Linked DNA regions of Homo sapiens: region 2 is linked to region 1. A link is a loop called in an ENCODE intact Hi-C map of the cell type or tissue named here. Cell type or tissue: IMR-90. All regions are shown on one strand. Each heading gives the region's core, and the rest is flanking DNA. Links, peaks and the distances in the headings are about the cores only.

Region 1 (2,919 bases), core at 275-2,774:
TTAAGGTCCATAGTAACCAAGAAGCGAAGGCTTCCCCTACAGTAAAACGGATGATTAGTGGAATAGAATTGCAGCTCAAACCTCACCCGGGAATGGTGCTACTCATTGTAAGCATTAGAATAGAAGGCCTTCAGCAAAATAATTGTATTTTTGGTGGAACAAACAGCCACAAATTAGCCTATAAATTTGCCAGCTTAATTTGAACTCTGGTTTTTCTCTTAGATCTCATTTTGTCTGACTGTTTTATGTTAAATCACCAAGTAGGTAACTGCATTCATGCCAGTGCAGGACAAGGAATAAAGCAATAAAGAATGCACCTGCTCTAGTGAAGTTTCAACACCTCCCTCCTGCTCCCCAGGTTTTTACGAGGGAGGTTGTATAATCTAGGAGAAGATTCTCTACTTAGAGAAAAACAAATATGATTTGAGAGACAAGAAGGTCAGCTCTAGGAATCTTTTGGGAGATGAAAAAAATCAGCAATATGTTTAACTCAGAGAAAGGAAGGAAAAGGGAGAGTGTGAAGGGCAATGGAAATGTTAGGAACAGAATGTTTCGGTGGTAGGTATTTGGGAGAGTAAATCTATCAAAAGAGATCATTAACTGAAACCCAGGTTTCTTCTGCCTAAAGGAGGACATATGGTTACTTAGTCACCAGTGGTGCAGCGTATAATTCATAACCCACATAAACCATATAATTTATCATCCAAATCAGGACGGTTTTGAGCATGAAAGGGAGTTGCTGTTAATAATATACAGAGGTTGAGTGTGGTGGCTCATGCCTATAATCCCAGCACTTTGGGAGGCCAAGGCAGAAGGATTGCTTGAGGCTAGGAATTCAAGGCCAGCCTGGGCAATACAGTGAGATCCCATCTCTACAAAAATTTTAATAATTAGCCAGGTGTGGTGGTGTGCATCTATAGTCCCAGCCACTCAGGAGGCTGAGGTGAGAGGATTGTTTGAGCCCAGGAGGTCTAGACCACGGCAAGTCATGATTGCACCACTGCACTTCAGCCTGGGTGACAGAGACCCTATCTTAAAAAATAAATAAATACATAAATAAAAATTAAAAAAATATATATATAGGCCAGGTACAGTGACTCACACCTGTAATCCCAGCACTTTGGAAAGCTGAGGTGGGTGGATCATAAGGTCAGGAGATCGAGACCATCCTGGCTAACATGGTGAAACCCCGTCTCTACTAAAAATATAAAAAATTAGCCAGGCGTGGTGGCACACACCTGTAATCCCAGCTATTCAGGAGGCTGAGACAGGAGAATCACTTGAGCCTGGGAGGCAGAGGTTGCAGTGAGCCTAGGTCACGTCACTGCACTCTAGCCTGGGCGACAGAGTGAGACTCCGTCTCAAAAAAAAAAAATCTATCTATCTATCTATATAACATATATACATATGTAATATATGCATAATATATAAATGATATTAAATATGTATTATATAGTACATTATATAATAGAAACAGGAAAAATTATATTAAAAGTATATAATTTATATAAATATGATTATATATACTATAACATACATTAAATCAGGGGTGTGTTTATCCTGGCCAATAGCCACTTGGTAAAAGAATGGCTAACGCTAGCTTTCTTCCCAGACTAGTTCAACAGTGACCCCTTCTGGCCGTTTGGTTAATATATCAGCCTGGGTTTGCCAAAGACTTGGGATGGAATGGTGGCCAGTTGAGATGTTGGTAGGCTGGGGAAGCACTGGAGAGAGCAAGAGGCGCATCTGGGATTGGTCTGAGAAAAGGTTCAGTGATCTACTTGGCCTAACATAGGATGATTAGCTGTGCTGCAAGCAGCCACTTGATCAACAGCATTCTGTGCTATTGCCACCATCCAGGCAATGTGTTTCTTGAGCAAAATTTCCCTGCTGTATGCTGTCTAGTAGCAAAGAAACAACAAAGTAGTCTTCATTTGTATATTCTATCCCTTGTGTTTCAGGATCGAATAGTGTGAGATCATAGCCCCTCTGGACTTGTTTAGGGAAAATGGAACTATGTTAGTTACTTCATGGACGTGACTTCTGGGATACTTCAATTTTTTTTTTTTTTGAGACAGAGTCTTGCTCTGTCTCGCAGGCTGGAGTGCAGTGGCGCGATCTCAGCTCACTGCAACCTCTGCCTCCTGGGTTCAAGAGATTCTCCTGCCTCAGCCTCCCGAGTAGCTGGGATTACAGGCGCCCACCACCATACCCAGCTAATTTTTGTATTTTTAGTAGACACAGGGTTTCACCATGTTGGCCAGGCTGGCCTCAACTGCTGACCTCAGGTGATCCACCTGCCTTGGCCTCCCAAAGTGCTGGGATTACAGGCGTGAGCCACTGTGCCCGGCCCAAAAATCTTTTTAATGTATTATTTTTTAATAGGCATAGAGCCAATGCAGTGATTTCTGGGACATAGAAGGGGGATTATATGCTCAAATTTTGTTTTATTTTGCTTTGTCTTATTAAAAATTATCTTTTTAAAAATATTTTTTTCTTCTTTTTTTTTAGTTGACACATGCTGGCAGTAAAAAATAATTTTAATAGAGATAGGGTTTCACTGTGTTGCCCAGGCTGGTCTCAGACTCCTGGGCTCAAGCAGTCCTCCTACCTTGGTCTCCCAAGGTGCTGGAATTACAGGTGTGAGCTACTGTACCCAGCCTGCTTTCTCTCATAGATGAGAAAACTGAGGCATAAGGAAGTTAAGGTTACAGAGGAAGAAAGCTGGTTGGAAAGCTTGGTCAAAGCTTGAGCTATGACCTTTCTGACTCTTAAATCCATTAATTAATTCTTAGTTTTTCATTGGATTGGTATATTTAATTTAAAATTTTTATTTCCTGTATTATAAAATCAATACAACCAGCCTGGGCTGGGCATGGTGGCTCACGCCCGTAATCCCAGAACTTCGGGAGGCCAAGG
Region 2 (2,919 bases), core at 231-2,730, 430 kb before region 1:
CACCCAGCATTAGGTCTGAGTCAGCATCAGTGTAAGAAAATGTAGCAGACAAAAGCTCCAGAGGTTAAAGGGAGCAATAGGACCCTGGCCAGGACCCACTAAAGGACATCCAGGTGGAAGGACAGAGGAAGAGCCCAGGTCAACATAGGGGATGCCAAGGTCACAGGCTGGGGGAATGGCCCCAGTGCTGACACCAAGCAGCTAGGAAACAGGGCAGAAGTTTTGATTGTGGCATCTATATGCCAGGACTTTGCTCCCACCACTTCTCCCATGCTGCCCCCATTTCTAGAATCTTCCTCCTATTTCTTTCCCTTCATTCTTTGCTTTCCTCTCCCACTCTAGCTCCAAACTCGCATTTGCAGTTGTATAAAGGGGGGAAATACATGAATTTTTAGAAATAAAATTTGTCTTACCAATGGGATTGGAATTGTAATCCCATTCTCTTAAACTCATTTTAAACCCCTACTAAATCTTTGAACCTTTTCTACTTTATCACATGGTTAGAATGGGTGAAGTTCCATTACTCAATTCTTTCATCACTTAATTAAATCCAATTAATCTATTGACTGCTTTGCTCAATCTTTTTTTTTTTTTTTTCCAGACAGAGTCTTGATCTGTCGTCCAGGCTGGAGTGCAGTGGCACAATCTCGGCTCACTGCAACCTCTGCCTCCCGGGTTCAAGCGATTCTCCTGCCTCAGCCTCCCGAGTAGCTGGGATTACAGGCATGTGCCACCACACCCGGCTAAATTTTTTGTACTTTTAATAGAGATGGGTTTCACCATGTTGGCCAGGCTGGTTTCTAACTCCTGACCTCAGGTGATCCGCCTGCCTCGGCCTCCCAAAGTGCTGGGATTACAGGCCTGAGCCACCGCGCCTGGCCAATCTGTTTAATCTTGAATTCTCTTCATATTCTTTCTATGACTAGTGCTACAGCGGTGCTGGATGTTTAAGTGATCTTCAGCTGAATTCCGCATCTCCCATGGCTTTGACTCTGTAGTCACCTCCCCTAAAAGTCATGCTGATGACCTGAAGACATGGACACGCTCCACAATCCATGCGATATAGAGGAGAAGGAAAATAAGAATGAAAACAAATACTAAACACTATCATTCCTCTAGGGTAGGGGTGTCCAATCTTTTTTCTCCCCACATTAAAAGAAGAATTGTCTTGGGCCATACATTAAAAAATACACTAACACTAATGATAGCTGATGAACTAAAAAAAAAAAAAGTCACAAAAAAAAGCTTATCAATTTGTGTTGGGCTGCATTCAAAGCCACCTGGGCCACATGCAGCCCGCGGGCAGCAGGTGGGACAAGCTTGCTCTAGGGTAAGTGGATGACTCCTGGAACTTCCTGCAATGTGTGGTTGGACCACTGATAGTCGTGGGCGGGAGAAAGCACTGAGGAGGCAAGACAATGAGCGATTCGAACGCGGCTGTGCATGACAAGGAAGACACTGCGTGGTTTTTGTTTTACACTTTGCACATTTTATTTTTAGCCTCGCCACTGCCCACATGGTTCTAAAAATTACCACCAGGGGGCAGAAGGGTGCCAATGTCCATTGTCTCTGCTACGTTTGGGTTTTCCTTTCCGAATTTCCTCACAGAAGAATTTCTGATCCTATTATACAGATTAAGAAACCAAGGAGCAGAGTGAAGTAAGTGGTAGGCAATCCAGCATTTTGTGAGTGGCAGTGGCAGGAGTTAAACACTGGTTTGGGTAAATACAAGGACTAGGCACTTTCAGAGCTCACCTGAGTTTAAAAACATTTTACAATCCTCTTTGATTAAATGCAATACATTAAGAAAACTTCAAACAGGCCAGGCGCGGTGGCTCACGCCTGTGATCACAACACTTTGGAAGGCCGAGGCAGGCGGATCACCTGAGGTCAGGAGTTCGAGACCAACCTGGCCACCGTGGTGAAACCCCATCTCTACTAAAAATACAAAAATACGGGCATTGTGGTGAACACCTGTAATCCCAGCCACTCAGGAGGCTGAGGCAGGAGAATCGCTTGAACCCGGGAGATGGAGGTTGCAGTGAGCCGAGATCGCACCACTGCACTCCAGCCTGGGTGACAGAGCAAGACTCCGTCTCAAACAAAAACAAAACACTTCAAACAATGTTACTGTAACTCCTTCTATTTTCCTGTTTTGTGTTTCACTTATCACCAGTTTTTGTCACTCATAGTCTTTTCAGCTCTGTGTCCATTGTAAAAGAGGGGGACTTGCCCCTTTCGACTAATATCGACTTTATGTCCCTCCATTAAGAAAACCTTGGCCAGGCGCGGTGGCTCAAGCCTGTAATCCCAGCACTTTGGGAGGCCGAGACGGGTGGATCATGAGGTCAGGAGATCGAGACCAGCCTGGCCAACATGGTGAAACCCCATCTCTACTGAAAATACAAAAAATTAGCCGGGTGTGGTGGCGGGTGCCTGTAGTCCCAGCTACTGGGGAGGCTGAGGCAGGAGAATCACTTGAACCCGGGAGGCGGAGTGTTGCAGGAAGTCACCAGCTGAAGCCATGACAGAAGAACGTGGATTGTGAAGATTTTATGGACATTTATTAGTTCCCCAAATTAATACTTTTGTAATTTCTTATGCCTATCTTTACTGCAATCTCTAAACATAAATTGTGAAGATTTCATGGACACTTATCACTTCCCCAATCAATACCCTTGTGATTTCCTATGCCTGTCTTTACTTTAATCTCTTAATCCTGTCAGCTGAGGAGGATGTATGTCACCTCAGGACCCTGTAATAATTGCATTAACTGCACAAATTGTACAGCATGTGTGTTTGAGCAATATGAAATGTGGGCACCTTGAAAAAAGAACAGGATAACAGCAATTGTTCAGGGAACAAGAGAGATAACCTTAAACTCTGACCACATGTGAGCAGGGCAGAACACAGCCATAT

Evidence for each region. Hi-C counts contacts between places; a loop is a spot of excess contacts. Peaks named below come from ENCODE experiments on the same cell type or tissue, not always from the same donor. Only the 100,000 strongest peaks of a DNase experiment are listed, where the experiment ranks them.
Region 2: it touches region 1 in a loop (4-fold over the local background); 26 of 110 quality-filtered maps call a loop at or near these places.

Annotation. Positions count from the first base shown.
Region 1 is chr3:196,252,489-196,255,407 of GRCh38, reverse strand. The region is part of intron 3 of PCYT1A (phosphate cytidylyltransferase 1A, choline); the gene reads left to right. Among named protein-coding and RNA genes, the nearest start is that of PCYT1A, 34 kb to the left of the region's middle. In IMR-90, for the core only: a CTCF peak has its summit at 1,629 (motif pointing left); a DNase peak (open chromatin) is centred at 1,637.
Region 2 is chr3:196,683,685-196,686,603 of GRCh38, reverse strand. No RefSeq gene overlaps it. Among named protein-coding and RNA genes, the nearest start is that of CEP19, 27 kb to the left of the region's middle. In IMR-90, for the core only: a CTCF peak has its summit at 1,537 (motif pointing right); no DNase peak of the experiment used is centred there.